Linked DNA regions of Homo sapiens: regions 2, 3, 4, 5 and 6 are each linked to region 1. The links are chromatin loops, found by intact Hi-C in ENCODE. Cell type or tissue: heart right ventricle. All regions are shown on one strand. Links, peaks and the distances in the headings refer to the core of each region. The heading gives the core; the rest is flanking DNA.

Region 1 (5,329 bases), core at 237-5,236:
GTGTTCTGTTTTTCATACACGGGCTCTCCCCAGGTCTAAAGGATAGTAAGAATTTTATCTAGAAAAAAATATGACTGCTGAATAAGGCAAGACCCCTCTCAGGAACCAAGGCCCAAACAATTTCATCTCAAGATCATCACAAAGAGACTCTGCTATGGTTTAGATACTTGGCCCCTCCAAAGCTAAAGTTAAGATTTGCTCCCCAATGTTTAAGGTGGAGCCCAATGGGCAGTGTTTGAGGCATAGGTGCAGGTCACCCTTGAACAGATTAATACTCTCCCTCGGGGGTGAATGAATTCTCACTCTATTAGTTCCCCTAGAGAGCCTGGCACCTCCTCCTCTTTCTTGCTTCCTCTCTGGCCAGAGATCACATGGCCAGAGAGGAAGCAAGAGAGAGAGGCCCTCACCAGATGCAGATGCCAGTGTCATGCTTCTTGTACAGCCTGCAGAACCATGAACCAAATGAACTTCTTTTCTTTATAAATTCCCCAGCCACAATTATTCCATTATAGCAACACAAAATGGACTAAGACGCTATTCATTAAGTGGAAATGGATCATCATAAAGGTCTTCATCTTTGACATCTCTAACACAGGCCTGACTTATATTTTTGTTGAGGGCCATTTTTACTTTTTGCACTTCACACTCAAGACAACCAGCAAGTCTGTTCCTGAGTTAAGTGTCTGTAAAGACAAGACAGACTCCCCGGTGGTTGTATATCTTTCAGGCATATTCTTCTCCCAAACCCAACCATCTTCTTCCTTCACCACTTTTCATTCACTCATTCATTCATTCACTCATTCATTCAAGCAAGCTGATATGTTTGACATGCTGATATGTAGTCTGTGTCCCAGACTAAATGTCTTCAAGATCAGCACTCTCTATCAACCTTCTGAAGCTTCTCATTATGGGTCCAGCAACGTGGCTTCTTCCTCGCATTTAGGGCAGCAGGGTGGGGGACAGTACATACCCCTGCTCTTGTCCTGATTATTATTACCCCATGATTGCATTTCCCCATTGCTCCTCTCAAAAATGTATAACCGGTAACTCTTTTTTTTTTTTTTTCCTTTTTAGAGACAGGGTCTTACTCTGTCACACAAGCTGGAGTGCAGTGGCACAATGACAGCACACTGAAGCCTCAAACTCCTGAGCTTGAGCAATCCGCCTGCCTTAGCCTCCTGAGTGACCAGGACTATGGTTGCTTACCATCATGCCCAGCTAAATATATATATATATATATATATATATATATATATATATATATAAGAGATGGGGTCTTGCTATGTTGCCCAGCCTGGTCTTGAACTCCTAGCCTCAAGTGATCCCCACGTCAGCCTCCCAAAGTGTTGGGATTATGGATGTGAGCCACTGCGCCTGGTTTGCTGACTCTTTCTAAAGGCCCTAGATTTCATTTCATGTTATCATCTTCTTCACCTCTCTCACAAAGAGAAAAAAAATAAGGTTTGATTAGGCTGCCAGCTGTTTTGAGGATGCATAGTTAAAGGCTGGTCTAAGCACATCCCAGGACTGGAAACTTCCATGACAATGGCCTTGAAGCTCAGTATTGCCTAGCAAAACCACCGGCAAACCCTTGAGAAGGAATAAAGAAAGAGATGAAAAATAAAGGAAAACGATGAAAGAGGGAAAGAGGAGTTAAGGACAGAGTGGAAAAGGGGAGGGAAAATACGGACTAAGAGTGAAAACTGGAGACAAGATAGGAAAGCAGAATCTCTTCTGACCTAAAAAGGGGAGAACGGAGGGTTTGGGGCAGGTGCTACCGAGCACTCTCCTTTGCCCACCTGAGAATGCCAGCCACATGCATGTGACTTCTTCTCAAAAGCAGAAACAACTGTTTATTTTTTTATGCCTCTGAGTGGGAGTGTCCTTGAGGTTTTGTTTTTTCTTGTCCCCCAGCCAGCTAAGCAGGAGCTTTAAAACACACTCAATGCCAAAGCACACTTATTGCAATACAAATGGAAGATTAGCAGAGGAATGCTAAGGGGACAGTGGCAGCTTTTTTCTCTCCCTTGCGAATAGCCAGGTTTGAAGTGCTCTGCTCACCTTCTACAGATAGTCTTAACCAAGCTGATGATTCAGGCTTGGTGGATTAAAAAGACTGTGTCCTTTCATTAAGCCATACATAGTGCTCCAACTGTTTCCTAACCAGGGTTTCCAGTTCTTCAGTTTGTAATCATTTGCAAGGACTTAAAACTTTTCTTTCTAAACAAATCTAACTGTATGGGAAGATCTATCAACAACAGGAGAGGAAAACTGCTGACTTATGGGTAACACGACAATAACAAATGGGCCACAGGGCTGTGTGCCCAAGACTCATCTTTTTTTTTAAAGCTTGAAAATGAATTCCTCCTGTCTTGCACACTCAGGAGGGTTTACTAGCAGCCTAATTAATTAAGAGCATCTATGTATCTGATGGGGATGCTCCCATGGCTGGAACAGGCGCTCTCTGCTCCTCCTGGGTACCTCACTATTCCCTCTATTATTATTATTTTTTAAACACAGTTCCAAACCACTTTTTACAGCCTCCAGGGTCTAGCTACGGGAAACCTTCCACGAATCAGCCCCAGTTCTTCTATGCTGCCTATTCTCATCTGAAGCAAAAGAGGTACATCCGTTGCATGCTAAACAATTACTTTCTTTAAATCTTTCTCATTTCCGATCACATGGAATGGCAGTGTGATAGCTAACCAGACATGTGAATAAGTCATGGAAGATTTTTTTAAAGCAGATTTAAATAAAATATCCCTCATTATGGTGCTTAATTCCATCTACTGCTAAGAAGACAGCCATCTGGAGAATACCAGCAAGGTGGGTATTAAGGAGGCATGCGCACCCCATAACGTAACACTGAAGCAGAGGTTTGACGCCAGGCCTCAAGAAGACTGGTGATGCTATCAAGAAGGAATGTAATTGTGTTGATTTATGTGTTATTTTTATTCTGTATTTTAAAGGCATGAAGACTGGCTATCCCGAGGTGATAAATGAGGTCTTAGAAATGGCATCTTTCTTTTGAAGTTTGTCCCACGAAGTTGTACCCTCCTGCGGCAGAGGATGAGCAGACGGTAAGCTTTGCCACAGCGCCCTCTTGTGTTCAGAGAACCGCAATGACAACATTTCCTCGTATTAAGAAACTATCATGACTTTAATTACAGATTAATTATACCCTTTCGTCAAGGTTGAAAGAAGAATCCATACAAAGCACGACGACTAGAAAGTCGAAGACATGCTTTCTTTTCTTTTTTTCTTTTTATTGTGACATCATGTCTCTTCAATGCCCTTTCAATTAATAGTAGTTGAGCGCTGGGGGCTGAAGTCAGACTCTCTGGGTTCAAATCACAGTGCTGTGTCCTGCAGGCTGTCCTCAGGCAAGTTGCTGACTTCTCTGTGTCCAGGACTCTGCATCACAGTACTTATATCCTAAGGTAGTAGTGAACATTAAATATTAAGGACTTCGAAAGTGCCTGGAGCCTTGTAATAAGTGTTAGCTGTTGGTCATTATCATTGATGTTATTTTTTTTAATAAATCAAAGAATTGTTACATTTCTGCTTGAAGTGACTTCAGAGATAATTAAATCCAAGTTTTTCATTTTGTAGATGAGAAATCTCTGGTCCAAAGGAGCAAAGTGAACTGCCTACAGTTGCCTAATTAGTCAATGGCAGAGCTGAAACTGGAATTTAAATCTTCTGGTTCTCTAGGGCCCGGGTTTCTGTCTTTTCTGGAGAACAGCTCCCATAGGAAGCTCTTTTTGCTCTGCACGTGCAGGGGGTAGACTTGCAGGAACTTCATGCAGGGCCCTGGGGGGATGTGGGCCACTATGGGAAAGGCACTGAGCCACACACACACACCAGGCTCAGAGGTCTGGACACAGGAGTAATGAGTTGAGTAATCCCTGTCCTTTTTTGCCATGACAATGAGATCGATAATCCAAGACTTACAGAACTGGATGATGTGAACTATAGTCTGCCTAGAAATATTGGTCTTAACCACTTTCAGGAAGACTAAAATGACCACACACATATACAAAAAAGTCTAATGCTTGTAAATCTGTTTTTAGAGTACCAGATTCCTAAGCTGCCATATCTTCTGAGATAATATCCAACTCCAAAGCTGAGCTTCCAAGAGGGCCTTGTATGAATATGGAACTAAGAGGCACACTGGCTGCAGACCTGACTTCTCTCATGTACTGTTTCTGTTCATTTTCTTTTTAAAGAAAATATCGTATCACAAAAGGACAAATGTCATGTGATTCCACTTATATGAGGCACCTAAAGTAGTCAAATTCAGAGACAGAAAGTATAACAGAGGTTGCCAGAGGCTGGGGGAAGGGAGAATGAGAAGTTATTATTTAATGGGTGTGGCCAATATTGCCAAGGAAATAGACGTCAGTCTACAGATCAGTTAGTGTTTACATTTTCAAAATTCAACCTAATGTTTATTAGGCTAAAGATTATGTTATCTTGAATTAAGACTCATAATACAACAAAGGTTTAGCCTCCCATCCTGGGTGAACCTCTGGGATTTCTTAACCTCCTTTTGATTTTCTGGCATCACTGAAAGCCGACATATAAACAAACCAGTGTAACACAATCACTGCCCAATGTATTGGTGGTCTTTGGCAAACATGAAGAGTGGGCATTAACGAATGATACTAGACAGTTCTCTTCCCCTGCAAAGACATGTGGACTTCAAATAGGAAACATCAGCATACAGCAATTGTCAGACTCCCAGGTCAGCATGTTTGTTTGGAAAGAGCTCTAGAGTGAAGACCGAAAGACAGGGTTCTGGCTCCAGCTCACCTACACACTTGTCGGACCTCGGCAAATGGAGTGAGTTCTCTGGGCCTTTGCTTGCTCCTCTCTAAAACAGGGACTCAATAGGTGATCTCTAAAGTCCTTCCGTGATCATTCTGTGACCTGGGCCCAATACCGCTCCAGGTCTACCACAGCCGTGGTGTGGAGTGCTATTCATAACTACATAACTGAGAAACTTTCAAAGGAGATTTAATTGTACTAAGACTACCATGCAACCAAATAAAATAATTAGACTGCTACTTTCTCCTTCTGGAGTAATCTGATATTCAGGATGAGAGATTTAACATAGGATTTTATATATCAAAACAAAAATAAAATTGGAAGGAACAATATACAAGAATTTTTGTATAAGGAAGCCTTCTTAACATCTACCTTTCTTTTTAAACGGTCATCACGTCGTTCAGTACCAAAAAATGGTGTCCACCTCCTCAGATTTTTTTGTTGTTGTTGTTGTTTTATTTTGTTTTTGAGACGAGTCTCCCTGTCACCCAGGCTGGAG
Region 2 (5,329 bases), core at 96-5,095, 150 kb before region 1:
AAGTCTTGGGTAGAGGTAAGATAATTTCACACAGGAGCTTCATGGAACTCCAGTGTTCATCTCCTGCCTGCTCCTAGTTAGGAAGGGCAGGAATAGCTCACGACCAGCTTATGGGGGGACCGGAAGCTCCTGGGGAGTGGAAGCTCTTGACTTTAACTGCCCTGGCTGCCCAGTGGTGGGGAAATCAAATGCACTGTAGCTGTGATGAGGGGGCAGGGTGCTATCTGATTTTCCACATTACAAAAATTCTCAGCTACTCCCAGGACACCACTGAGGATTCATTGGATAACACCTCCTCTGTTACAAACGCAGAAAATGAGTCCTTGCCATTCAGGCAGACGCCATCCTGCTATCGATCCCTCAGACTGCACCAGTGAATGACAAGGAATTTCCAAGGTGAACGGCGTCACCAAGAGCCCTGAGGTTGTTTTCCTCAGAAGCGCTGAACTATTTTTAATTAGTGGAAAAAGGGCCACCGTGAGGCCCTGGAGCATGGAGCAAGGTTCCACCATATTCCGAAAGAAGGAGAAGCCAGCAGATCAGAGGAGTCCCCTTCCTTCCCTTGGGCAGGTGAAGGAGGCTGACAAGCTGATGACAGTAATTAACTGAGAGAACAAGCAGGAGCCAGCTCACTGAACAGAAGAAACACCTCTCTTAGCCACCTGCCAGCTTGTCCCTGGACTCTGCTTTCTCTCTCAAATTCAGTGGCCAGGGCCAGGCCAGGGGCAGGGTCCTGGTAAGCCTGCGCAGTTCTGTTTCTATTGGTCAAGTTGCATTTGTTTCTTCACTTCTGTAGGCCAGTTATATTTAAATATCCTAATTATACAATCTAAATAAATACTATGTAGAGCGATGAAATATTAATGTGAAAACAAGTGCTTGTTTCCATAAAAAGCAAGCTGGAAACCTTGGAAAGATTCAATAACATTTAAGAGAGAGGGGGAGGCTGAGAATTGTTTTGCAAGTGCTCTTAACGTTTCCAGCCCACTTTAAAGACACCAAAAGTGGAAACTGTTAATGATGCATGATAGGTGAGGTTTACACAACGAGGGTCATGTGAAAAGCCAATCAGCAGGCTCTACAAACAGAAATACTTGGTCCTATATCGAATGAATAGCAAATGAGAGGGCATGTTTTCAGCTAGAAACAAAAAGGTTTAAAATACGCATGCATCATCTTTTATGACTCTCTGTCTTTTCTGACTTTTTAATTAACCAACCAATTACCAACCCTGGTTGCATCCTGGTTGCTTCTACTGCTCTGCTCTTGGGAAAGATGGCTGGGTTTGCAAAACTTCAAAATGTAGTGGAGATAGAAGTTTTCTTCATGTCCTAGCTCTTTGCTTTCTCCCCAAAGACATTAAACAAAAAGAGCAAAACCAGCTGATGGGTAAGTGAACATTTTTCCCTTGTCAGTTCTTTTCAAAAGTGGGAGAGATATCAAGAGATCACACATTTAGGGATGTGCTCCTTGGAGAGTCAAAGTGAGTTTCCAGCTGTCCCAGGGCCAGTAAGTGTCAGAGAAGAGAAAGAATCAGATCTGCACCCATTATGGCTGAAGAGGAAGCACTTTTGCCCAATAAAGACATTTCTAGATATAGAAATCAGTTTAAGACAAGGAGGACAAACATCTTCATTGTGGATCACCTTTTCCAGCTTTTTTTATGTGAAATTGAGTAAAAAGGAATGGAGATATTTATGTTGTGGCTCACAGTATGATACCCCTAAGTGTGACACTTTGGTATGCCTGAGTACTTTGAACCAAAGGAGATTGGAAGGCCTCAGAAGCAAGATCTCTCTGCCTTCTCTTGCCCTCCCCTCTCACACTCCTTTTTCTCCCTGGATGCAAGCCATAGAAACCAGAATTCCTCTTCCTCAAAGCCAGTCTTAGAAACTAGGACTCCTCTCCCTCAAAGCAAACATAAAACCTAGAAAGGTCACTCTCTTCCTTCTCCCTTGAAGGCCCTCCATTTAGAGGAGTCCGGCCCCATACCCAAGAGGAATAAATACTATGCAGAGCGTCCAAGAAGAATCTGAACAGACAGGGCTTGCTGGTCCGCTCACCCCCCAGTCTATAACCATTAGATCATACCCATTTTGTCCAATCACATTCCTTCATAGCTGACTATTCTGCATTAAATCTGAGCATAAAAATAGTTTTTCCTGGGTCTTTGGGTCTTCATTTCTGAAGCCTCCTGTGCCATGTAAAACTCTGATTAAATAAATGTGTTATGTTTTTCTCGTTAACTTGTTTTTGTTATAGGAGTGTTAGCCCTTAATGATGGCTGAGGAAAGGTATCACACCTTTCCACCCGTAAACTTAAAATGCTTTTTGAAGACCTCAATCTGAACAAATGAGGCTACCTGGTTGCGTTGTGTCTTATTGCTAATTCCGTTCACTGCAGCTGTGTTCACACACTGGCTACTCACATACTGCACGCAATGACTCAACATTGCCAGGTCCTCTTTTGGCCTCTTTGGTGAGAGCTACTGGCTCAGAAAGGAAGCAGCTGGGATGAGAAGTCTGGGAGAGTGGTACTGTCCAGGGAGCCCATTATGTAGAAAAAGCAATGGAAACAGAAAGCACCCCGCAGGCTAGGTTGCAGACAGGAAAGAAAAAAATTACGCAGGTATTATGGCCAGAACAGCCCGTACAAAAGAGCCACTTCACAGCGGAGGAAGCCTGGCTCACTGATTTCCCTGGCTCCTGTCTGGCCCCCATTCAATTTCTGTAACATCTACGAACCAGGGCCAACAGCAGCTGATAGTTTCCAGAGTCCTCAGAAAGGCTTGGAGGAGAGCTGTCATGAAACTGGAAAAGAAAAGGGCTCTTACAATTCGAGGAAGTTCATGCTAAGATTGGCACTGAGCCCTGTTGCTGACTTCCTCTGTAACAAAGTCCAAAGCAAATTGCTTCACCTTAATGGGCCCAGCTGTAAAATGGGGGAATGGTGCTCAGCAGCCTGGCAAGGACCGTAGACCCAGGAAGGTGTCGATCAACGACAAAGCCCTTGTGATAACAAAGTATCACCAGAATGCACATCACCACGTTGGCCAGATAAGCACGGGAAAGGCTTTGAAAACTCATCTTCCTGTGGACCTCTATAAGAAGTCAGTAATTTTTCATGGAAGATTTGGGTCAAAAAGAAATTGACTGCCTTCAGGGCATCAAGCTTCAGTAGAGAAACCAGTATAGGATGGTCAGACCCAGCACGGAGTTCTAAAGCAAAACCAACCCAGAGCTGCAAAGCGAATAGACATTTTAGCCACAGGATAAATGCAAAGTACCCAGACTTCAATGGCTCCCGGAAAACACAGGCAGGAAAACAAAAGCACCTTCCTAATGAGGCCCTTGTTATCATTTCCCCATACCTTCTGTAGTCTAAAATCCTGGACCCGAATACAAACGGGAGTTTTCCTTCGTTAAACCTTTCTCTGACTGGGTATCTTCCACTAACTCATTGCTCATGTCTACTTCTTGACAAAAAGTGAGTATATTATACATGTAAAGGAAAATGTAACAATCTCAAGCACCCCCAAACTCCTTATGCAAAAGGGAAAGTTAAGCCTGGAGACTGAGTCATACAAACAAATAGCTGTTGCTAGCATTATGCATGCAAAAAGCATTTTAGAGATGCTTGTGACTGCCAGAAAGAGTGATAGAAACAAAAGTTAACACAAATTAGCCTCTACTAGGTATGCGTCTCTCACTTCGTGATGCATCCTTTTATTTAAATCTTCATCACAGCTTCATGAGATAGTTTTCATTATCCTCTTATGTCGTGGTGGTGTTTTTCTTAACAGATGTGGAGATGCGGCCTGTAAGAGGCCTAACTGAGGATCACGGCAGACTCAGACTCAAGCCTTGTGCTCTTTCCAGCAGGCCACACTGCGTTTTGATAGCCCTGAGACAAAAGCACTGACTCAAACATCTATAGCCCGGTTTTTAAATAGGTAGACATTTAAAAAAACTTTTTAAAATAATTGTTATAAAGTCATACACAGTAAAATTCACTCTTTCTGATGTAAAATTATGGATTTAGACATACACACAGTCACGTAACTACCACCACAATCAAGAGAGAGAATACTTCTATCAACCGCCCCCAACTTCCACGCACCAAATTCCTTCCTGTTGCTCTTGTAATGAGTCCCTTCCCCTTTCCTGGCAACAATTTATCTGTTTTCTGGCCCCATAATTTTGCCGTTCTCAGAAAACATTGTCTTAAAATCCATGGCACTCATGAATTCAGAGAACGGCTGCCCTCTCTGTGAAAATAAATCCAGCACTGCGATACAGGAACAGGGAAATGATACTGAAAGCCAGCAAAAGCTGTAAGGTCCCCTCTAAAGCACCCACTCACCCCCAAGAAAGCAACAAATAAATGTAGGACATCCTCAGCATTTCAATTGGTGGAGAGGATCTGGGAGGCTTTCTGGGGGACCCCTGGAGCACCCAAACAGCAGCCACCACAGGACCTAGGATAAGGCTCCACTCTTTTTTCATCCTTGACCCCAAGCTTCCTATTTTTCAACAAATATAGCTCTGTGTTCTTATAGCCAGATAGTGAAATTGACAGGTGCTTATAATGCTATGCAGGAAAACGAATCCTCCTATGCCTGGGAAAGTCTGTCCCCAGAGAACCTGGAGGGCTCAGGGCTCAGTGGGCAGGGCAGAGAAGGAGGGAGAAAGGGAGGGAGAGAGTGATGGGGTTCAGAATACACTACCCCAAAATATGGCACCTTGGCATTTGAGGAACAGCAGAAGCAGGAAAGTCTCTCTGACCTTCTGCAGCCATTCTTTCCTGAAGCAGGCCATAAATAATTATCTGACCTTCCTCTAAAGTAGATTATAACACCCTCATCTTTAAAGTGTACAACCTATACCCAAAGGAAAGGAGTATCCTTATCTCTGAAGACACAGGGATGCAGCGAAGAATCCGAGCAAACAGGCCTTGCTAAGCTCCCCCCAGTTTATTGCCATTAAATCATACTCCTTTTGTCCAATTATACTTCTCCACATCTGTCTGCTATTCTTCAAACTTAAGCATAAAAATACACTGGTTTCTGTTGCTTTGGGTCTTCATTTTTGCAGGCTCCTGTGTCATGTAAATTTTATATTAAGCACATTTGTACATTTTTCTCTTGTTACTCTGTCTGTATAGGTGCCTCAGCTGAGAACCTTTAGATGGGTAAAGGAAAGATATTCATTTTTCTCCGCTACAGGAGAAAGGGATCTCTGCTGAATCAGTCCTGGCCTCCAGCAGAATCAATGACCCAGGGACTCCATCACATACCTGGCATGGCTTCTGACTGCCCCACACCGAGCT
Region 3 (5,329 bases), core at 173-5,172, 540 kb before region 1:
CCTTTTCTGGTCAGTAAAGTCACTATGGAATAAAAATATATCTCCTAAAGATTTTTTAAAATGTGATGTGTTCCCATATTCTGGGCTCTTTACAGAACAGAGGGTTATGTTGGACACCACTGCAGCCCAGACCTCCCCACCCAGCCCCTAGAGCAGCTCAAGCCCAGCCAGGATTCTGCCCCCAGCTCTGCTGTGCAGGTCACATCATAGTAGAAGTTGGCAGGGCCCCAACTATGTTGTTGATCTTAATTAAATAGCAAATTACTTTATGCAAAAAGCCTACTATGCAGTACCAAATTGGTAACATGATGCTCAGGAATGTATAGTTATAGAATGTTTATCATCTTATGGAAGATTCGATGTGTGGAGCTTTACAGAATTAGTTGAAAGACATCTGCCTGCCTAGGGCAGGTGTGTTAGCAAATGGAGCCACATGGATGGAGAACTCTTAATGCAATCAGTAGCTGGGTGCACTCAGGAGGGCCCAGGCCTCTGTCAGGGCACTGACGGTGCTTTCAGCACCATGGCCACAGCCTACAGCCTTGGCTTTCCTTCATATGTTCCTGGCAGCTTCAATGTGACCATCCTTTTTAATTAACTGGAAGTGTATGACCTGCCATAAAGCAAACAAGCAGGTAGCCTCATTAGGAGGCTTGTCCAGCAGCCAGAGGGAGGCAGAGTGGGGTAAATTAAGAGTGGAGCACCCCTGACACGGATCCAAGTGCAGTCTCTCCAGAATTAACCAATTCATAGGAAAAGGACTGCCACAGCACTAACACGCCTGCTGTATACCTCAGATTCCTACTGTAGATACATAAGTGTGCTCAGAAACCAAGCAGAGAGACTCCAGGGAATGAGGGTGAATTGATCATGGAATAGATTGCGAGGTTCTCACTTCCATGTGGTTCAAAAACAGAATATTTTCCTGCATGCCATTCAGCATTTCTGGATTGCTGTTCTTGGTCAGTGCTCAGCCCCCAGAGCTGGGCCAGTCTGGCGCCCATTCTTAAGACTATTCTATTCCCTTTCCTTCCGACCTCTTAAAACATTGAATATTAAGTTCCTAGTGCCAAGAATAAAAATGTCCTTGTGCTAAGATAAGGCATTGTAGTCATACTGATCATTGGTGCTACTGCTATACATACTGAGCCCCTCAGATCTTCCTTTAAGGGTTTCTAGTGAGATTACTTAGCTAATCTCTCTTACCACCACTCTCTTTGGATTTGTGGAGTGAGTCATTTAAGTAAGCCCACAGTTGTGTATGCTCATGGTTGGATCCATGTGTGTATGGCATACCACATGTCTTTGTTGTACCCTACAGCCCCGCTTCCAACCAACAGTGAAAACATGAAATGTGTCATCTCATTGCATTGGAGTTACATGATACTGGCTCTCAAGGGTTTCCCCTGGTCCATCACACACACACACTACTTCACACAGCCGCATTTTGTGGGCCCCCGAGATTCTCAAGTATAGAGAGATACTCCTGTTCATAGGAAAATTCTAAATCTTATTTCAGGTCTTGACTCAGATGAAGAACTGGGGCTGCTCTGTCACCACACGTCCTATCTAGGTGATTGTCTGGGGCTGCTCGTTGGCTCCTGATATCCTGTAACCTTTTCTGTATATTTCATGTGTCTGCACGTCTGCATGGTTATTCACGCCCTGAGGGTTGGGGGTGCACAGCGGGACATGTGTCCTGGCTGTTCTGTCTCCAGAACCTTCTCCGGGTTTGGGGAGAACTTGAGAGAGAGGTCCCTCTCCTTTGTTCTGTCAGTCGAGTCATTATCCAACTATTATTTCATGCATAGCCAGCAGCTTTGGCATTTCTTGGGATGTGGAAAGAAGAAAGCAAATTGGCTGTAGCAAATCCAGTGTCTGCTAATTGTCCCCATGGCTGTGATGTGCATAGGCCATACAGCCCAGTAGGAGGACAGCCAATCTCCATGCTTTCTCCTTCTCAGAAGCTTGCCTGAATTTGTTTTTCTTTGTTTTGCTCCAAAACAAGGCAGTAACTGGTTTGAAGGGGGGAAAAGATTTTATTTAGCTATTGCATTTCCACAAAGAAACATTGCCTTGCATTGATTACTAACCCTTCTTTCTGTGTGTGTTTCTCCCCTCCCCAGACCAGAGGGTGGCATCCTTCTGCACCCTGACAGATATGCAGCATGGGCAGGACCTGGAAGGGGCCCAAGAGCTGCCCTTATGTGTAGATCCAGGCAGTGGCAAAGAGTTCATGGACACAACTGGGTATGTGAGCCCCTGTGGACCCCTCCCTCCTGCTGTTCCAGGCATGATTAGCCAAGATTCGGCTAACCGACTAACCCTGAGCCAGGCGGGCGACCATATTGCACCATGCCCTTTCCCAGTCCTGAAGAATCCAGAGAAGGGACTGAGTGGGACTACTTGGCTCCCTGCCCTGCTGTGGGAGACCGCTCTTGGCTGCATGACCCCTCTGCTCCATGGGCACACCCTGCCTGCCAAGACTTGTGACCCTGTGCCCATGGTGACGAGCCTCACTGTCAAAGAGGGCAAGAAGAGGCCTCAAGGTCAGCGTCTGCTGCTGAATTACTGCAACAGCACCATGCAGGGATAACTCGCCGATTGGCCTTCCACCTGCCAGGCTGCACATGCTCACCAGCCCAGGGCATGGCCCCTCCCAGAACCTGGTCCTTGATCCAGCCTCATGCCCTCCACTGAAATATGTTGGGAACACCCCACTCTTTCCCCTATATTCATGACATGTTCATTCCCCGTGAAATGTGTATTCTTTACCTCTGTCATCCATTCTTAATTCCAACTTCTATGTGAGCTGAATATAGAACTTGGAATTAACTTCATTAACTTGCATGTTCACATTGGTAACGAGCTTCATAATATTGTTATCATAGGGAAAGGCAAATTGGGGAAATTGACTGGTTCCCAGGACTTCATTTGGGTCTTCCTTGTCTCCATTGGATAAACCAACTTAAATAATATATCTTTTGTTTTCCTACCAACTCGTATATCTATAGAGTTTCTGCATCTCTTTTTAAATCAGTAAAGTCCCAGAATGGGCTTTCCACTAGATCAGCAATATGGACACTTTCCCATTCTGACATAATATAATATATCTGCTTGCTGGGCTCTAAGCACATGAAATAATTTTTTCGAGTGAAAACTTGACCAACAAAAATGCTCGATTGACTCTCTTGAATCTTTCTAATTCTATCCTTATTTGCTAGGGAGCGTTCTCCATCACCACTGACCGGGAAAGTCAATCAGCTGGAATTAATTCTTCGACAACTCCAGACCGACCTTCGGAAGGTAATCAATTGGAAGAGCATAATCAGAACTGTTTCTCTTATAAAATCAGCCCCTTATAACTACTACAGATAAATTGAAAAGACTCAGGAAAGAAAACTGCCTTACACAAAAACCAATGATAAATACCAACAGATGCTCCTGAGGTCTCACTCCATCTGCTGACCTGCAGCTGATGTATTTCATTTTGTGGGATGCAGGGATCTCAATGGATATGAGTAAATGAGGATGAGCCCTTGGTGTGGCAAATCTTCAGTGTGTAGTAGAAGCATGGTGGGCCAGCATTTTTTAGTTCAGTGAGTTATCAGTTGCGCCAACTCTGTATGAGATGACCTCAGAGGAGTCCATTGCTGCCAGAAAGCCTGGTCTCTATGAGTCCTGTCCTCTGTCTTGAATCAGCTTCACAGCCCTTAGAACTTCTGCTGTACACATCAACCTGCACATGGTCTGTCCTCAAAAGAAATTAAATTCTGTATCCCACAAATACTTGGCTGAGCTCTGTTCCATCAGCCCTGTGCTGGAGAGCCAGTTGGCTGTCCAGGGAAACGGAATGGGGTGCGGTAGCAAGCGGGAGGGCATCACAGGAAGGTTTTTGTTGTGATGGTTTGGTTTGGTTTGGCTTATGAAGAAGGGAGAAATTGTAGCTGGTGAGAATGCTGAGGAAAGGATTCAGTTGGGAGGGAAATTATGATGAGGGTGAAGAGCAAGTGGGTGGAGTTCTGATCTAGTCACAAGGAGGGAGCTGGCCTTGGATAGGAGTAGGGACAGCTCATACATAGTTACCAGAGTGGAGCAGAGTATGTGTGCACATGTGTGTGTTCATATATGCACATGTTCATTCACATACACAGGGTCCAGACAGAGATGTTGGCAAATTTCTCTGATTGTTTCTTTTCTTTCTAGTCATGAGCTAAGAGTGGTGGGAGTATAAGAGTTTTGTGGATAGCGGATATGGGTGCACCACAGCGTGTAAACCAACCGGGTTTAGGAGACTTGCCCAAAAAAAGCTAAAGCACGTTTGAATTTGGAGCATAAATTAAAGCGATACCTGTTTTCCTGGTCGTGTGTTTTTTCCCCAGCTTGGGTGACCAGCTGTCCCAGTTTGCCCGGGATGGAGAAGTTTTCTAGGATGTGGAAGTTTCCATATTAGAACCGGCAAAGTCCCATGCAAGCTGGGATGGCTGGTCACCCTATCTCCAGCTGCAAGTGTAGAACCGTTGGAGAGTTGAATTTAGCCAATATTAAAGTTTAGACGGGAAATCAAGACGAGAGAGAGAGAGAGAGACAAGGACCCTGGGGCGTGTACAGGGCATGAATAAACCAAAGAACCTGGAGTCCAGGCTGGTTGAAGAGAAATAATGTCACTGCTGGGGAATGGCTGGGTTGGAGGTGTTGGTGGACAGTGAAAATAAGAGTAAGATTGATAAGATTGATGGAGTCTATCATTACTGGAGGAGTGGATACTGGAGAAATTATTTTTAAAAGACTGGAGGTGGTGGTCAAGAAGTAGGAACTTGAAACTTTTAGGAAGAGGTGCAGTCATTGACAATAGCATGGTATAGGATGTGGTCATGGGAGTGGGGGTTGAGGAGGGTGGGGTTTGAAGATCACTGAGAGAAAGCGATGGAGAGGCTGAACGGCCAGAGTGTCAGATGGAATATCTCAGTGGATTCGAAATCATCAACACAGATGACAGGAGTGGGATGGGGAGAAAAGAGCAAACCAGGTTCTAGAATCTTCCCGTAATGATGGTTGGAACTGGGGATACAGTAGATAATTGCAGCCAGGAGGGGTAGCAGGTCTCATGACCTAATGGCACGTTTTTTAGAGGAGCTGGAATTGTAGGAAGTAGTGGAGATCTGGCCTGAACAATAGAGGATGCACTGTCTGCCTGCCCGACCCCCATAGTGAGCTGCTGGGGACGGTCTCCTCGGGAGGGAGCCAGGATTCACTTAGAGCACGAAGACGAAAGGAATTTCAGGAGAGACTGAGCGTGCACAAGGTCTTCTTGGCAGAATCCAAGTTC
Region 4 (5,329 bases), core at 203-5,202, 440 kb before region 1:
GTCTGCTAGGAAAGAATCTTAGAGAAGGTGATGTATTTTCCTAGGTCTAGACCAAGGGGAGGGGAGTACACAGAGGGTGAACAGCAGGGTGTGGAAAGCCTGAGAACCACCCTAGAATCTGTCTGCCATCATTTCAACATGGTATACGTTTAACTATTTCCAGCGCCCAGATCTGCCTTAGGGGTGAGACCACTGATAATGAAACCCTTTGGTACCCTGTTCTTTTCAGTAAGCCCTTTGGATGGAGTCCTGTACAGGTTACCTGCAGCCAAGCAGATGTCCTTCTTTCTTAGTGGTACATTTCCCTGTAGAGTAATGAGCTATGACCACATGGGTTGGTTTTTTTGGGGGGAAGGCAGCATTCATGACAATAGTTTACTTTATACAATTGGCTCCTCATCACTTTGGCAAAATTTAACCTTTAGTTTGCAAAGAAGCCACTCTAGCTGAACATAGGGGATTAAAATACTTGTTTTTGAATTTGTGTATATGGATAAAGTTCTAAAAAATACAATGCTGTGCCAAAAATGGCGGTACTTGAAAAAGTTACAATAGCTGGCCTCTGTTTTTATAATGTAATTTCAACTGGATTTCCTTTGGCCAGCCTGAGTATGTTTTAGCTTACTTAAACTCAGATTGCTCTGCATTTTCTCCCAAAGAGATGTCCCTGCTGCAGTCTTCCTGGCGTTCTATTTGATTAAGACACTTTCGAGGTTGCTGTTCCTTTGACTTTTACTGATGTGAGAGCAATTAAAAGAAAATTGACTGACTCACCTTCCACCTCATCTTTCTTTGACTTGTTTGCTTCTATTTTCCATTCCATTTATTATTAATAGAGTGCTTATTTTCATAGCTTCTGCATATTTCACAAAACCAAATAAACAGCTCTTCCTCTTGGAAGAGGGGAAGGGTGCCGGTTGCCATTAAACCAGTGGTCACTCACTTCCCAGCTGGTTATGCATCCCCCTTGTCCTTTGGGACTTGATCCGGGAGGAAGCCAAGAGTAGTGTGAGGGGGAGGAATCAGAGGAACAGAAGGAGGTGACACAGGAGAGGGAAAAGCTGCCAGCCAAGCCTGGGCATGGAAGGGGATTGGGTGGGAGAGGGGGTCTCCTTTAGTCATTCAAGCAGAGCACCCCAAACAACCCTGACAATGGTGCAATGTTCAAGGTTACAACTCTCCCTTGGTTAGCTCTGGGGGATTAACTCCAATCTCCTGGGAACTCTCAATTTGCAAGCTTTTTTTTTTTTTTTTTTTTTTTTTTTTTTTTTTTTTTCAAAAGAAGGGCCTGGCAACAGGGCTTCCTTTGACATAGGAGAACTGGAAATGTTTCTTTTTTCCTCTAAGTTGTAAGGAACAAAAGGGAACAACATCATTAACTATACACTACCTAGACATGCCCAAATCGTGTATGTTTGTGAATTTTCAGTAATGCCTGTTGCCTTCCCCACTCCCCACTCACCCCATTGCTGTCTTCCAAACACATAATGCGGCCCGAAACATTTGAAAGACAAAGCTGCAGTGGTGTATGTTGACCCTGGCCCTTGATGCCTCCACAGAGTTCTCTGAAGTAAACATGTGAGCTGAGAAGCCTTCTTCCATGGGCTATAAATCTCTGTAAGTGCTGCTGGTTCTAGTCTCCGGTCTCTGCTGGAAGCCACAGCTGCGGGGGAGACACTTCCCAACTTTCACTGCTTGGGAAGGGTCAGAGATCCCCCCTGGAGCTGCCTCTTCCCTGTGACCCTGACAAATGGCAAATGGCACTTTCTCTAGGCAGCAACCTGCCTCCAACTTTCTCACCAATACCTGGAGACTTCCTTCCTCAGGCTGACAGCCAAGTGGCCCGCCGGACCCGCCTGGCTGCCAAGTGGGAGCAAACACAGGATGTTATTTCTGTTCTTAGAAGACCAGGTTCACACACCACAGCCAGGAGTGTGGGAAGGGAGAGGAAGGGCCTCCTCTCTGGCATCCAGTGCTGGCCCCAGTGGAAGTACTGTTTTCGTAGTGGGAATGAATGGGTTGGTCTGAGGCCCTGGGCTCCTACCCAGTCCTCTAAAGAAGAGAAGGCAGCCCTAGGGCATTTGCCAGACCTCAGGGAAGTGCTCGCTTAGTCCACAGGGAGGTGCTGAGGCTCAGCTTGCTTGGGGCCAGATCCACCCAAATATCCCAAGGCAAGCAAATCCTCAACAATCTTAAAATATAAACCCATAAATAAAGTTCTATTGGCAGCCTGCTCCATTAAAAATAAAAATACTCTGGGAATGACTTTTCAAGGCAAATGCTGGAAAAAGAGCTTCTAAAGGAACAGAGCAGAGGGGAGAATCAGGCAGTGCCTAGCTCTAGACCTGGCTGCAGGCTTAACTCCGTGCGTCTCAGATTTACGCTGCCCAGTTTGATGTCTTCTGGAAGCAGGAAACAAGTTGGAAGGGTGCTGGGCTTGGGAGTCAAAGGTGGATTGTGGGAAAGTCAGTTTATTTCATTTTATTTTTTTCAAATTTTATTTTAGATTCAGGGGGTACATGTACAGGTTGTTAGGAAAGTATATTGCTTGACGCTGAGGTGTGAAGTACAATTGAACCCCTCACATAGGTAGTGAGCATAATACCAGATAGGTAGGTTTTTCACCCTTGACACCCTCCTTCTCTCCCCTCTAGGAGTCCCCAGTATCTATTGTTGCCATCTTTATATCCACGTGTACCCAATGTTTAGCTCCCACTTATAAGTGAGAACATGTGGTATTTGGTTTTCTATGTCTGCATTAATTCGCTTAGGTTAATGGCCTCCAGCTGTATCCATGTTGCTGCAAAGGACATGATTTTATTCTTTTTATGGCTATGTACTATTCCATGGTACTATTCCACGATTTCTTTATGCAATCCAACACTGATGGGCACTTGCTATTCGTCTTTGCTATTGTGAATAGTGCTGCAATGAACATATGGATGCGTGTGTCTTTTTAGTAGAACAATTTATTGGGAAAGTGAGTTTAATCTTTTGTTCAACAAGCATGTATTCAGCACTTCTGTACGCTGTCATAAAGAAGGAATATAAAAATAAAGATAATAGGATCCCTGCCCCATGTGGCCCACATTCTAGGCGGTAGAAAATAAATAGGTAAACAAATGAGACACTTTAGAGCAATGAGTCTCATGGAGAGCTTAAAGAGAGCAGGCCCCGTGGCAGAGAGCCAATCTGAGCAAGGGAACTTTAAGCATATACCTGGGCTTTAAGAGGAAGTCAGCCACAGGAAAAAGGAGTGACACATTCAAACACTCGAGCTGGAAACCAAGGGCTCACTAGGTGAAGACTCAATTTCCTCACCTGTACAGGATATCACTGAGGCTCTCATAAAGAGTGAAAGTACATTTTGTGCTGCCTTGCTAATGTCTAAGAACTTGCTCAATGGCACAGCTCCCATTCCAGGGCTAAATTCTGGTGGTGCTTGATTTCCACAACAAGAACTCACACAATGGTCTAATTCCCCCTTTGAACCGCTCCTAGCCAAGTCTTCCAGTTCTCTGTTTTTCCCACCTTGTTAGCTTAAGAGACTTCACATGTGCCTGCCAATAGCTTCTGTACCTGATATTGTTCTCTTGAGCTCCCTTGAACCCAAAGCATAAAGAGAAAGGTGTGTGTGCACACGTTCTTGACCACACATACTTCTCTGTGTATTAACCCAGGTTTAATTTATGTCATGTGCATATACCAATGTGCAGAACATCTTTGAGAGTCTCTTCTATAAACACCCATGGAATTATTTACTTTGGTCTCAGTTCCTTTTTTGCAGCAGATTACCACCTAAGAGATCCAGGCTGTGTGTTGGTCATGCCTACATTTAAGAATTTCCAGAGATGGCTTCCCCAGCAGTCTTGGTTGCTGCCCTCCTAGGACCAATTTACCTTCTAGGCAAGATGCTCTTCCTTCCATTGGAGCCCCCTCTTCCTGCAACTCATTTTCTCATCCCCATTTCTTGTCCTCCCTGGAGATAGAGAGCAAATGGACAGCTCCTCTTCATAAGAGTCCTTGGTGGAATCCATGACTAGGTTGCCCTTGAGATGCTTTTTTTCCAAACTAAACAGCTCTATTCACCTTTGTCTTCCCCCAGGGGACTCTAAAGAACAGCACAGCCAAGCAGAAAGGAACAGCAGGAAGAGGCCCCTGCAGCGATCAGAGATGGATAGCAAACAGGGCAACCCCCACCAAAATGCCAGCAGCCCCAGGCTCTACAGCCCCACACTGGGCCATCTCCTCACACAGGCTCGGCCTCTGAAACCAGCAACATCCAGAACAGCAGTAGCATTTGTCTAGCTTTGCCTCTGGGTCAGGCACTTCCATGTCATTCTCACAACAGCACTGTGCAATAGACATCATGATCCCCATTTTGCAGATGAGGGAACTGAAGTTGGGATAGGGAAGATGACTTTCCCAGGGCACCTGGTACAGCTGAAATTTGAACTCAGATCTGATTCTAAAGTCAGCTCCACAACTGAACAATTTAAAGCAATGGTTGGCCATCTGCTATTTGGAAAGAGTCTTTTCCTTCTAGGTTCTGTATGTTGAGCAACTTTTGATAAGGAAGAAGATGTCAATACTAGAAGCTTAAATATAATGGGAAAGAACTCCGGAATAAGGATAAGAGATGCCATTCATGGAGGATCTTGCTGGGACCAAGAACTTTATCTGCATTATCTCATTAATACTCATGATGTCCCTACAAGGTAGACATTGCTATCCCCATTTTAAAGATTAAAAAAATCAAGGCTTCCATTAGTGAAGTAACTTGACAAGTTCAAGGGCTTCCATTCCTGCTCTGGAGGGTCCTGCCTCCAAAACTCTCAGTCACTACCCTTAATGCATGAAAGGTCATTTCAGATGGAAATGTATCACTCGAGACACACTTTGTCATCATAGTCCAAATGACACATACCTAGTCTGTAAAGATTTGCTGATCATGCATTAGCCTTTAATGCCACATGTACAAAGAGAAAAATTAGCATGAACAGACAGCGCTAGTTACAAATAAAAGGATCATGAGTCACCATACTTCTCAATCTCTGATACTCCCTGAATGATAAAATACAAGTCTTGTAGTGAACCTAGGAAGTTTGTCATTTTACCTTGTCATGATATACTACAGCAAAAATGTGCCAGACCAGGGAGCAGATCTGACTAGAGTCCCGGCTTTGACACCGACTAACCGTGTGAACACAGCTAAGTTGTATCACTTTGCCAAACACTGGTTTCTTCTTGGATAAGACTGATGTAGTAATTATTACATCACGCTATTAAATGTGTCATATTATTGCCTAATAATAATAATTTCTATCTT
Region 5 (5,329 bases), core at 93-5,092, 60 kb before region 1:
GGCAGCGCAGTGCCATGAGGGCTCATTAAGCCTGGGAAAAATAACAGCACAGCGGCAGACTAATAGACGACAGCATGAATGATTCAAGCCGTTTTCGGCGTCTCAGGGTTAAAAATACATTCCTTTGGCTGTGAGATTGTGTATTGTGAACAAGACTACTCAGGGACAGGATTTCCATATTTTGTCAGGAGTGGGGGAGGTGAGTAGGAGAGGAAGGATGAAAAGAACAATAATGCTACTTGAGGTTGCCTCCATGAAGAGCTAACTATCCTAAATATATCTGCACCCAATACAGGAGCACCCAGATTCATAAAGCAAGTTCTTAGAGACCTACAAAGAGACTTAGGCTCCCACACAACAATAGTGGGAGATTTTAACATCCCACCGTCAATATTAGACAGATCAACAAGACAGAAAATTAACAAGGATATTCAGGACTTCAACTCAGCTCTGGACCAAGCAGACGCAATAGACATCTACAGAACTCTCCACCCCAAATCCACAGAATATACATTCTTCTCAGCACCACATCGCACTTATTCTAAAATTGACCACATAATTGGAAGTAAAACACTCCTCAGCAAATGCAAAAGAACGGAAATCATAACAAACTGTCTCTCAGACCACAGTGCAATCAAATTAGAACTCAGGATTAAGAAACTCACTCAAAACCGCACAACTACATGGAAACTGAACAACCTGGTCCTGTATGATTACTGGGTAAATAACAAAATTAAGGCAGGAATAAATAAGTTCTTTGAAACCAATGAGAACAAAGTCACAACATTGTAGAATCCCTGGGACACAGCTGAAGCAGTGTTTAGAAGGAAATTTATAGCACTAAATGCCCACAGGACAAAGTGGGAAAGATCTCAAATCGACACCCTAACATCAAAATAAAAAGGACTAGAGAAGCAAGAGCAAATAAATTCAAAAGTTAGCAGAGGACGAGAAGTAAATAAGATCAGAGCAGAACTGAAGGAGATAAGAGACACGAAAAACCCTTCAAAAAAATCAATGAGTCCAGGAGCTGGTTTTTTGAAAAGATTAACAAAATAGATAGACCGCTAGCTAGACTAATAAAGAAGAAAAGAGAGAAGAATCAAGCTTGCACATTTCAAACGTAGGTGGGCACAGCCTTCCATACTGAGGATGCCTATGCAGAAAATAACCAAAAATCATCTCCTGCTGTCACTGCCCTTTCACTGACACTGCTTACTGAAAAGCCCCCCAACAGGACAAGAACATTATATTGAGAAACACTGTGTAGAACATTTGTTTAAATATCATGTCATCCCTATCTTTCTATGTGCCTTGCCTCTCCAGTTTTAATAGCTGAGAGCAGAAATCAAGTCTGATACTTTGTCCTTTTCTATGCCTTTCAGGGCCCTTCACTGAATGGGTGTTTGCTCTAAATTAATGGAATAAACACCAGAATGGGATGTTAGGGAGACTATAGAATAAATCTCTCAAGAAAAGTTTCCTAAATCAGAGTGCATGCTCACTTTGTAGGGTGGCTTGGATACAGGTCCACAGGAGAACTGCTGAAGGGAGTTCCTAGGTCCAAGTAGACAATGCACATCCCACCCTGGAATTGCAAAAGACAGAGTGGCCTGGCGGGGCAGCCCTCTGGAACTATAGCATCAACTTGTGGTGAGACAATGGCAAGGGGTCCAGCCAGGTATAGGTGTTGGGAGACACTTGAGCCTGCTCCGAAAAGGTCCTGATCAAGGGGGTCCAGCATTTGGAAACTAGTTCGTGGGCTCCTTGCCTATCTCCTTTGTTGCATAAAAATCCACGTGCCTAGCTCTCGTCGCATTTTATCAGGGCCCTTTACTTACTTGTGTGTCCTCTCCATCAATGACTTCCTTCGTATTCCAAGTACTTGGCATGGTTCCTGGCAAAGCATGGTTACCCATAAATAGAACACAATGAAGGGCAACCCAGGAGCAGGGAATGTTGGCAAGGTAGGCAGGTGGATGAGGGGTTTCAGGGAAGGATGGCTTTCACAAAGAGAGAACTACATGACACAGGAGAGTAATATGGAGTCCGCAATTCTTGAAGCATTGTACACATTACCAAGGCAGAATTTGATACCAGAACATGATAAAGGTCCAGCTACTCCAGCTACTCTGGGAAGAAATGAGGTCTTGGGAAGTTGAAGCATCAGGCTATGCAGAAATCTACAAATAACAAAAAATAACCTGATGATCCTGCTTTTTAGTGTTCTTAACCTAGAAATGTGTGAGAGTGCCTCATGCTTTGGGTCAGGATTGGTGTTAGGCTTGTAAGCCAATACATGGCTATAAATGGAAATTGCATGGCCACAGGGGTGGAAACCCAAACAGGGAATGAGAATGCTGAGCCTCTCCATCCTCTGTGACTCAAAGAAAAAGGGATTCGCCTTTCTAGTTGGAGAGCAACTAGTTGGAAGGACAATCCCTATACTATCACCATCCCCAAAGGCTTTGTGAGTGGGTTACAGAAAAGCACTGCAGCCAAAACTCTCACCACAGTGAAAGCCACGGTACCTAGAAAGCATCATTGGACTATCTGGAATTCTAAGTAAAAATTCCAGGAGGCCAATAGCCTTCTGAGAAAAATACATGAAGTGATGAAGACAATGCTTCCTCCCCTTGGGAAAATCTCATTCCTCAAATCTGGCCTTCCTTAAAGGAGGTCACAAAGGGAGCATGAGAAGTGAATTCACATTTGAGCCCTCTCTCCACCTAAGCTTTTAGTCCTTAGATTTAGTGGAGGAATAAATCTCTGCCCTTGCCTTTAAATTCAAGGAGCTTCCCTTCTCTTTTGTTCCCTGAGCTTGTCTTCTATTGCTTGTAAAAGTGCTATTACTGCCTCATCCTCCCTTTCAGGCTGATCTATTAATATCTGGACTCAAAGTAGCCACTGAAAATGTCAATTCATCCCTGTAGTGGATCAGGTACAGATATGACAGCCTGGGACCAGTCACCAAGTTTATAGAAATGGTGAGTCACAACAGCTACATCTCTAGATCCAAATGTCCTGTGCCTTAAGTACAGCAAGTTGTTCTGGTGAAAGAATGCACAATGAAGACAGGCTTCTGGGAAGAGCCTTTGTTCCTGCCATAACTGACGTTGCAATACTTGATCTGGCATTGTGAGTCTTCCTTTCCAGAATTTTGTATATTATACAAAATATTACACATGGATAACACACTAGTTTTTTTTACGTAAACCCACTTTTGATAGGGTTTTGAACTGTAGACACTCTATTGATCCCAAAGGTATTAATTTGCTTATTCCATAATAAGCTTTCTGTTCTCTTAAGTCTATCCACAAATGGGATATGTAGAAGAGCTTTTACTTTTTCACCAAGTTCATTTTCAGTACGTTAACTGAGAGCAACAATCTTGGGTTGAAAATATTCATAGAAATGGAATAACTAATTCTCTTCAGGAACACATAGTTCCATGCTGATAATCACCACAGTGGCAGCCAATTGCTAGCACTGAGTGTTTATTATGGGTGAGATATGGAATTAGTTGCCTAATGCTGCTATGACAAAGTATCGAAAACTGGGTGGCTTAAAACTACAGAAACTTACTCCGTCATTGTCCCAGCAGCCAGAAATCCAAAGTCAAGGTGTTAGTCCAGTGGGTTCCTTCTGAGGCTCTGAGGGAGAATCTTTTCCGTGCCTCTCTCCCAGCTTCTGGTGGTTGTCAGCAACCCGTAGCATGCCTTGGCTTGAGATGCCTCACTACTGTCTCCGCCTCCATCTTCATATGTCATTCCCCTCTGTGTGTCTGTGTCTCATATCTCCCACTCCTTTCTCATAAAAAATACTAATCATTGGATTTCAGGGCCCATCCTAAATCAAGGATGATCTTATCTCAAGATCCATAAATCTGCAAAGATCTTATAATCCAAGAATGGTCACATTCACAGGTATCAGGGGTTAGGATTTGGACTTATCATTGGTGGGGATACAATTTACCCCATTACAGGCTTAATAGGAGGCATGTTACATGTGTTGTCACCAGTGGAGGGGAAGCTCTGAGGTCATCTTGTCCCACACTTTCATGACCTGTGAACATCTGGGTAATATCCCTGGTAGCAGCCATTCAGCTGCACTTGACTCTCTGCAGTACAAGGGAACTCTGAATTCTGTGACAGAAGCCATTCCAGCCCCAGTCCACTCTAGTGGTTCTAAAACCTTCCTGAGTGCACAGCATCACCATGCAGGTGGTAGTTCTGTCATCATCGTCACCGTTTTTCAGATGAAGAAACGAAGGTTTGGAGTCAGATGTGACTTTCTAAGATCATGCAAGCAGTGAGCAAGCCTTGAAATCCTGTGTTCGGGTTGGGGCCCGTATTTTTAACTGTATGCCATTCTGATTTAGCAAGAAGAGGATAGGGGAGCAGCCAAAAGTTTCCAGATGAATTCTTCAGTCCCTCAGTAGCACCATAAACACGAACCTCTAAGTGCAGAATCACCTTGCCACACCCAGTGCAATTTTGCCCTCACCTTATCCATAAGACAAATGCTGGTGCTAGGTCAATAACTGGAACAAAAGAATCATTTAAAAAAAAAAAAAAAAAGGCCGGGCGCAGTGACTCACGCCTGTAATCCCAGCACTTTGGGAGGCCAAGGCAGGCAGATCACGAGGTCAGGAGATCGAGACCAGCCTGGCTAACATGGTGAAACCCCGTCTCTACTAAAAATACAAAAAATTAGCCAGGCATGGTGGCAGGCGCCTGTAATCCCAGCTACTCAGGAGGCTGAGGCAGGAGAATGGCGTGAACCCGGGAGGTGGAGGTTGCAGTGAGCAGAGATCATGCCACTGCACTCCAGCCTGGGCGACAGAGTGAGACTCCATCTCAAAAAAAAAAAAAAAATTGTTGCAAATGTCCATATGTTGCAACATCATGGGCAGTAACTTCACTCTTCAGAATAGCCAGAGAACTCCTATCTCTAAAGGAGAATCAGGATTCTCAGTATCACCGGATCTTTTCTTGCCTTGAATTGTTCACATGACCACATTATCCTCATTTCACCCACACAGATACATTCACACCCACCCCCAACACACTCTGCTGAACATCGCACAAAGGCTTCAATAGATTTTCCAGGAGAAATATTTTTGTCCCGTAACTATGGCACTCATATGTGCCTTCTTTGACAAGAAAGCCCCTTCCACTTCCGGTTCCAACATCATGAACAAACACACAGCCTCCTTTGTATGTACAGCTGTTCGTGCTCGGCCACAAAGGGCCCAGGAGCAATACATGGGGACTGTCCTCCCAAGAACAGATGGGACCCGCAAAGGAGGCAGGCTTTACCCTGTGCC
Region 6 (5,329 bases), core at 158-5,157, 560 kb before region 1:
GTTCCAGAGCTCTAGCCTCTGCTCCAAGCTGTCTCTCCTTAAATGTAATCCTGTTCCAGAACTGAACTGGAGTTAGACAGCACACTGCTGGGCATTTTAAACAGGGTTGGAACTTGCACACTGCCATTTAGAGATATGCAGAGATCATAGGGAAGGTCATGCTTAAATCTCATAAACCAACCCCAAGTTCAGTGGCATACCTTTGTCATTCACAATGTAGTACTCGATAATGTTAGCTTGCTTATTGGCTTCAGTTTCATTATTATTGCAATCTCTTAAGCCACTTTGCTAAACAATTTAAAGTACTGAAAAGGACTTAAAGGCGATTTAGCCCAATCACCCCATTTAGCAAGTAACTGAGGCCCCAGATGGTAAAATGTGAGCTCTTCATAAATATTTGGTGCCAGAGTCAGCAACTGAGTCCTTGTCTCTCACTTCTAATCCAGCACTCCCTCTTGTTCATATGAAAAGGAAAAAGGAAATCAGGTATTGCCATACTGACCATGATCAGGGTAAACTGCAGGTCTTTGTGCTTCTGTCTTCCCTATAGTAAAACAATTCTGCAATTAACCTAATTGTGTTTTTAGAACAACACTCTAATTAGACACTACTGCAAAGCTGCTTTAATCTGATATGCCTGTAATCAAGTTCTGAAGAACCTGCTGGTGGTGTGTGAGGAGGGAATCCCATAAGAACTCCATCATAATGAGTCTTTTTTAAAAAACTTACATCAAGTCATGTACATGATACTGTATAAGCTTGGGTGCAAAGGCAGACTGTTGTACAAAGAGTGTAAATAGCTTTTCTTTTTGGAGGGTTGAACTTCTTGACATGTGTTTTTTCTTCTAAGACAAATCACCTTCTTTTCATGATGTAAATTTAACTTTGTAACTCACACACATTCCAGTTACCTTTCATCAGTTGGAAAGACTTGACAGAATGGAAGGAACACACACAATAGGAATATTTTTAGACTTACTGCTACATTCATAAATGTAAATAGCCATTTCTTTGTTTGATGATGTGAACATTCTGGCTTTTACTATTGTTTACCTAAAAGGATTGTGGTTCAGTATGCAAAGGAAGTAGTTGAAAATTCAGATTTGATTTAACTTTTCTTGAGTATTTGACCACTCATTTCTTAGTAAGAATTTTCCTTACCCTATCTGTAATTAAACACAACAATAATTTTAATGGTTCATTTAAGTCTGGTTATGATCCATTATTGTAACTCAATTTTCAACAATTATACAGACTTTGGCAAGTGATACTTTTTTTTTTTCCAAGACGGAGTCTTGCTCTGTTGCCCAGGCTGGAGTACAGTGGCACGATCTCGGCTCACTGCAAGCTCCGCCTCCCAGGTTCATGCCATTCTCCTGCCTCAGCCTCCCTAGTGGCTGGGACTACAGGCGTGCATCACCATGCCCAGCTAATTTTTTGTATTTTTAGTGGAGACAGGGTTTTACCATGTTAGCCAGAATGGTCTTGATCTCCTGACCTCGTGATCCACCAGCCTCTGCCTCCCAGAGTGCTGGGATTCCAGGCATGAGCCACTGTGCCCGGCCACAAGTGACACTTTTAAGTGGACAGTAAGACTTTATTGGACTGCTGCTGATTTTTGGAAATGTGTTTATGTGGCCGGCAAAGCTTCAATGTTCACAATTAGTCTTATTATTATTTAGATTAGATTGAACCTCACATGTAGTTGATTGGTAGAGAAATTGCCTAATATTACAATGTAGTCATTTCAAATTAAAATCAAACCAGTATTATGTGGAGCTTTGAATAACTATTGCCTGAAATGGCAACCTTATATAACTCCAGGAACTATCACTGCTATAAGGTTATGGAGGTTTTATTTAACATTTCAGAGTTAATAAAGCTGTGCATGTCTAATTCATGATAATATTTCATAGAATGTCAAAGGAGGAAAACATAAAATCTAATAACTGCACCCAAGCCCTGGTGTATTTGCCTTGATCCCCTGCATGCTGCGTTTGGCATTCTTGAGCTAACAGAGAAAACTCAAAGAAGCTATCACAATAGTATGTGAAACCACTGGACTTAGTCCAACAAGCCCCGTGCATTCGTTTTTTTAATGTCTGTTCCCTCCTCGCACCTTGTTTAAACCCTAGTTTTCGTTCTATGGGAACCTGTCTCCAAGGAGGTCGCTTTACCGCACGCTGTCTGACGAGAGCATCTGCAGCAACAGGAGGGGGTCCTCCTTTGGCAGTTCCCGGAGTTCCGTGCTTGACCAGGCCCTGCCCAACGACATTCTGTTCAGCACCACCCCACCCTACCACAGCACGCTGCCTCCGCGGGCCCACCCCGCACCCAGCATGGGGAGCCTGAGAAGTAAGTGAGGGGCTGGCTGCTCCCTGGCCAGCGCCGAGGGTGGGCTGATCGCACAACTCCTGCCTCATTGAGCTCTGAGGGTGGAGTGATTTAGGAGTTTGTTTTTGTTTTTATTAAATATATATTATTTGGTGTTTTAAATAATTTTCAAATATAGAAGCCCCAGAGTGGACATTTTGAAAAAGTTAGGTAACACTACCTATTTTGAAAGCAATTGAGAAACTCATGTTAGATATTTCTGTCAAGTCCAATAGTGACTTCTGCATCATATCTCAGCTATCATATCTATAAAGGAAAAAAATGTCTTTAGCCTGATTTAAAAAAAAAAAGAAAAGACTGATGTAAGGAGTGGGTTTTCCAGTGGGTGACAGCAAGGAGGGACATCTGGTTTTCTAGCCTTCAGTTTCTTCGTGCAGTTCAGTACCTGGAGATGGGGAGGTGGCACGTGTGCCTCGGGAGACCTGGCTTGTAGACTGGGCTTTACCCGTGGGCGGCTTTGTGTTCCTGTGCAGATGACGTGTGTTCTCTTGTGTCCCCGCTTATTTCAACTTACTAGTCACAGGTCAACCTGACGATTTCTAGATGATTTTCCTTCAAATCCTAAAAATCTTTGATTTTTATGTAGTGTCAAGTCTTCATTAATGTCAGTTTTTAAGGGCACTTTTTTTTATGTTAGCCTTATTTCCTTTATACATAGTTATTTTTGTACAGAAAAAATGGGAATTTAATCAGAAATCTATTCATTGCCAAGTTTTTTTTCATTTCATCACAGAAAATATCTTTAGAACCAATTCGAACTTCATAATACACTTAGAAGTCCCAGGCTAAATGAAATCAAAGTTCTAATAATATTTCCAATGTTTAACATAATTGGAAATGAACCTTATCTCATAAAATTCTTAATCTACTTCTTTAAGTAACATAATAACCTGCCTGTTATAAAGAGTCCATTTACCTAAATTGAAGAAACCTTTAAACGCCTTCTTGACAACCATGTGAAAGGTCAGCCAGACCTAGGCCACTTTCCTAATATTTCTCCAGCTGTTTTCTCTTTTTTGTAAAAGGTAACTTCAATGTCCTCTTAAAAGCTTTTGTAAAACCAATGAACCTCTATTTTCCTGCAAGTGTTATTTCATTTACAGTGTTTGAAGTGTGCTTGTGAACTCTCTGTGGTACGTGTGTTATGTTGGTCTTACATTCTACCCTTCATTTTGTTTCCAGGTGAAAGATGTATGTCCTTTTTTTTTTTTTTTTTTTTTTTTTTTTGTTAGCTTCACTTAAAAAAAAATAGACTTCTTAGAGCAGTTTTAGGTTCACACCAAAAAATACAGGGGTTTTCCATATACCTCCTCAACACATTTTCCCCACTGTCAACAAACCCCTGCCCTCAAAGAGTGGCAGTGGTACATGTGTTATAATCGATGAACCTATGTGGACAGATCCTTATCACCCAAAGGCCCTGGTTTACATTAGGGTTCGTTCCTGGTGGTGTACATTCTGTGTGTTTCTAAAATGTGTAAGATGACATGTATCCGCCATTACAGTATCATTCAGAGTAGTTACACTGCCCTAAAAATCCTCTGTGCTCTGCGTGTTCATCCCTCCCTCCCCTCTAGCTCCTGGCAACCACTAATCTTTTTACTATTTCCATTGTTTTGCCTTTTCTAGAATGTCGTATAGTTGGAATCATGCAGTATGCAGCCTTTTCAGACTGGCCTCTTCTACTTAGTAATAAGCATTCAACTTCCTCCATGTCTTTTCATGGTTTGATAGCTCATTTCTTTTTACAGCTGAATAATATTGCGTCATCTAGATGTACCGTAGTTTGTTTAGTCATATACTGGAGAACTGTATCCTTTTTTAATGTGTTCAAAGGCACAATTAGGAAACAGTCAAGTTATACTGTTCATTCACTGTCCTAGCTGAAAACTGCCTCACTTGTCTTCATTTTTACTTCTCTAGAAAAAGCACTAAGAGTTTTCCTTGCCATTTGCTCTCTTTAAAGAAACCTTCTTATTTGGTGATACATCTCCTCCAATAGCTACACTTAAGAAACTACTCGGAAAAAGTTCTCTAGGCTTGATGGATGAACTAACAAAATATAAATCAGAAAACTGGAGGTAATTTGTATTGAAGTGTATTCCCCTAAAGACTTCTGATTTCCAACCTCCTGTCCATGGAAAGTTTAAGCTTCCAGAATCTAATTGTTTGGAGGCCTCTAGTTCCCTGGCCTTCTGACTACCACAATCGCCTATGTGATTATAGATGCTCCTTGACTTACGATGGGGCCATGTCCAGATAAACCCACCATAAGTTGAAAATATTGTAAGTTGACCACGTATATGGCGACCTAACCTACTGAACATCATAGCATTTCCTAGCCTACCTTAAACGTACTCAGCACACTTGCATTAGCCTCTAATTGGGCAAAATCATCTTGCAACACAATACACTATACAATATCAGTTATTTACCCATGGAATCTCGTGCGTGGCTGACTGGGAGCTGTGACTCACTGCCAGTTCAGCATTGCGACAGAGTGTCATACCGCCTATCACTAGCCAGGGAAAAGTTCAAAATTCAAAATTTGAATTATGATTTCTACCGAGTATGTATCACTTTTGCACCATTAAGATCTACTCAAGACAGGTTTTAATAATCCTCTTCTTTCTATGGTTTCTGGCCATTCTGTAGACCCTCTCTAAGAAGATACCACTCTTTAAGAATAGTTTGACAGTCAAAAACTAGAGCAGCCCAAAAAGCTGAAATGTGAGTGTTAATGCCCAGAAGATGTCTTTGAGCGAGAAATGAGGAATATTTGAAGTTGCCCAGTAGTTTCTCTTAGTTTCTCAGAGAGATATAGCTTCACTTCAAAACTTGGAGCAGAGGTTGGTTCCAGATGGTTTTGAATTGCTGTGTAGATAGAGTTGGGCAGAAAACTCAGAAAGCACAGATACTCTTCTTTTAAACTTTA

What was found. A loop is a pair of places that touch in the nucleus more often than their neighbours do. Peaks named below come from ENCODE experiments on the same cell type or tissue, not always from the same donor. Only the 100,000 strongest peaks of a DNase experiment are listed, where the experiment ranks them.
Region 2: a loop joins it to region 1, with 4 times the contacts of the local background. A loop is called at or near these places in 9 of 110 quality-filtered maps.
Region 3: a loop joins it to region 1, with 3 times the contacts of the local background. A loop is called at or near these places in 9 of 110 quality-filtered maps.
Region 4: a loop joins it to region 1, with 4 times the contacts of the local background. A loop is called at or near these places in 31 of 110 quality-filtered maps.
Region 5: a loop joins it to region 1, with 10 times the contacts of the local background. A loop is called at or near these places in 26 of 110 quality-filtered maps.
Region 6: it touches region 1 in a loop (2.8-fold over the local background); 8 of 110 quality-filtered maps call a loop at or near these places.

What each region holds. Positions count from the first base shown.
Region 1 is chr1:231,864,629-231,869,957 of GRCh38, reverse strand. All of the region lies in intron 9 of DISC1 (DISC1 scaffold protein), which reads right to left. All of the region lies in intron 12 of TSNAX-DISC1 (TSNAX-DISC1 readthrough (NMD candidate)), which reads right to left. Among named protein-coding and RNA genes, the nearest start is that of DISC2, 49 kb to the right of the region's middle. RefSeq lists a silencer at 281-330. In heart right ventricle, for the core only: CTCF peaks have their summits at 2,907 and 3,106 (motif pointing left); a DNase peak (open chromatin) is centred at 3,097.
Region 2 is chr1:232,010,428-232,015,756 of GRCh38, reverse strand. All of the region lies in intron 11 of DISC1 (DISC1 scaffold protein), which reads right to left. The region is part of intron 14 of TSNAX-DISC1 (TSNAX-DISC1 readthrough (NMD candidate)); the gene reads right to left. Among named protein-coding and RNA genes, the nearest start is that of DISC1-IT1, 87 kb to the right of the region's middle. In heart right ventricle, for the core only: no CTCF peak of the experiment used is centred there; a DNase peak (open chromatin) is centred at 2,676; H3K4me3 peaks cover 1,042 bases; H3K27ac peaks cover 4,026 bases.
Region 3 is chr1:232,400,369-232,405,697 of GRCh38, reverse strand. It overlaps SIPA1L2 (signal induced proliferation associated 1 like 2), which reads left to right. Exons shown (of 23, transcript NM_020808.5): 20 at 1,520-1,573; 21 at 2,127-2,250; 22 at 3,225-3,306. Among named protein-coding and RNA genes, the nearest start is that of SIPA1L2, 230 kb to the left of the region's middle. RefSeq lists enhancers at 1,049-1,218, 1,948-2,117. In heart right ventricle, for the core only: a CTCF peak has its summit at 2,088; DNase peaks (open chromatin) are centred at 544 and 2,203; H3K27ac peaks cover 1,370 bases.
Region 4 is chr1:232,303,127-232,308,455 of GRCh38, reverse strand. LOC101929902 (a long non-coding RNA gene) reads left to right here. Exons shown (of 3, transcript XR_001738524.2): 3 at 4,106-5,329. Among named protein-coding and RNA genes, the nearest start is that of SIPA1L2, 320 kb to the left of the region's middle. In heart right ventricle, for the core only: CTCF peaks have their summits at 1,909 and 2,108; a DNase peak (open chromatin) is centred at 1,945; H3K27ac peaks cover 2,454 bases.
Region 5 is chr1:231,924,207-231,929,535 of GRCh38, reverse strand. All of the region lies in intron 9 of DISC1 (DISC1 scaffold protein), which reads right to left. All of the region lies in intron 12 of TSNAX-DISC1 (TSNAX-DISC1 readthrough (NMD candidate)), which reads right to left. DISC1-IT1 (DISC1 intronic transcript 1) reads right to left here and starts at 3,702. Exons shown (of 4, transcript NR_126441.1): 1 at 3,586-3,702. In heart right ventricle, for the core only: no CTCF peak of the experiment used is centred there; no DNase peak of the experiment used is centred there; H3K27ac peaks cover 3,205 bases.
Region 6 is chr1:232,422,615-232,427,943 of GRCh38, reverse strand. It overlaps SIPA1L2 (signal induced proliferation associated 1 like 2), which reads left to right. Exons shown (of 23, transcript NM_020808.5): 18 at 2,136-2,355. Among named protein-coding and RNA genes, the nearest start is that of SIPA1L2, 200 kb to the left of the region's middle. In heart right ventricle, for the core only: no CTCF peak of the experiment used is centred there; no DNase peak of the experiment used is centred there; H3K27ac peaks cover 1,810 bases.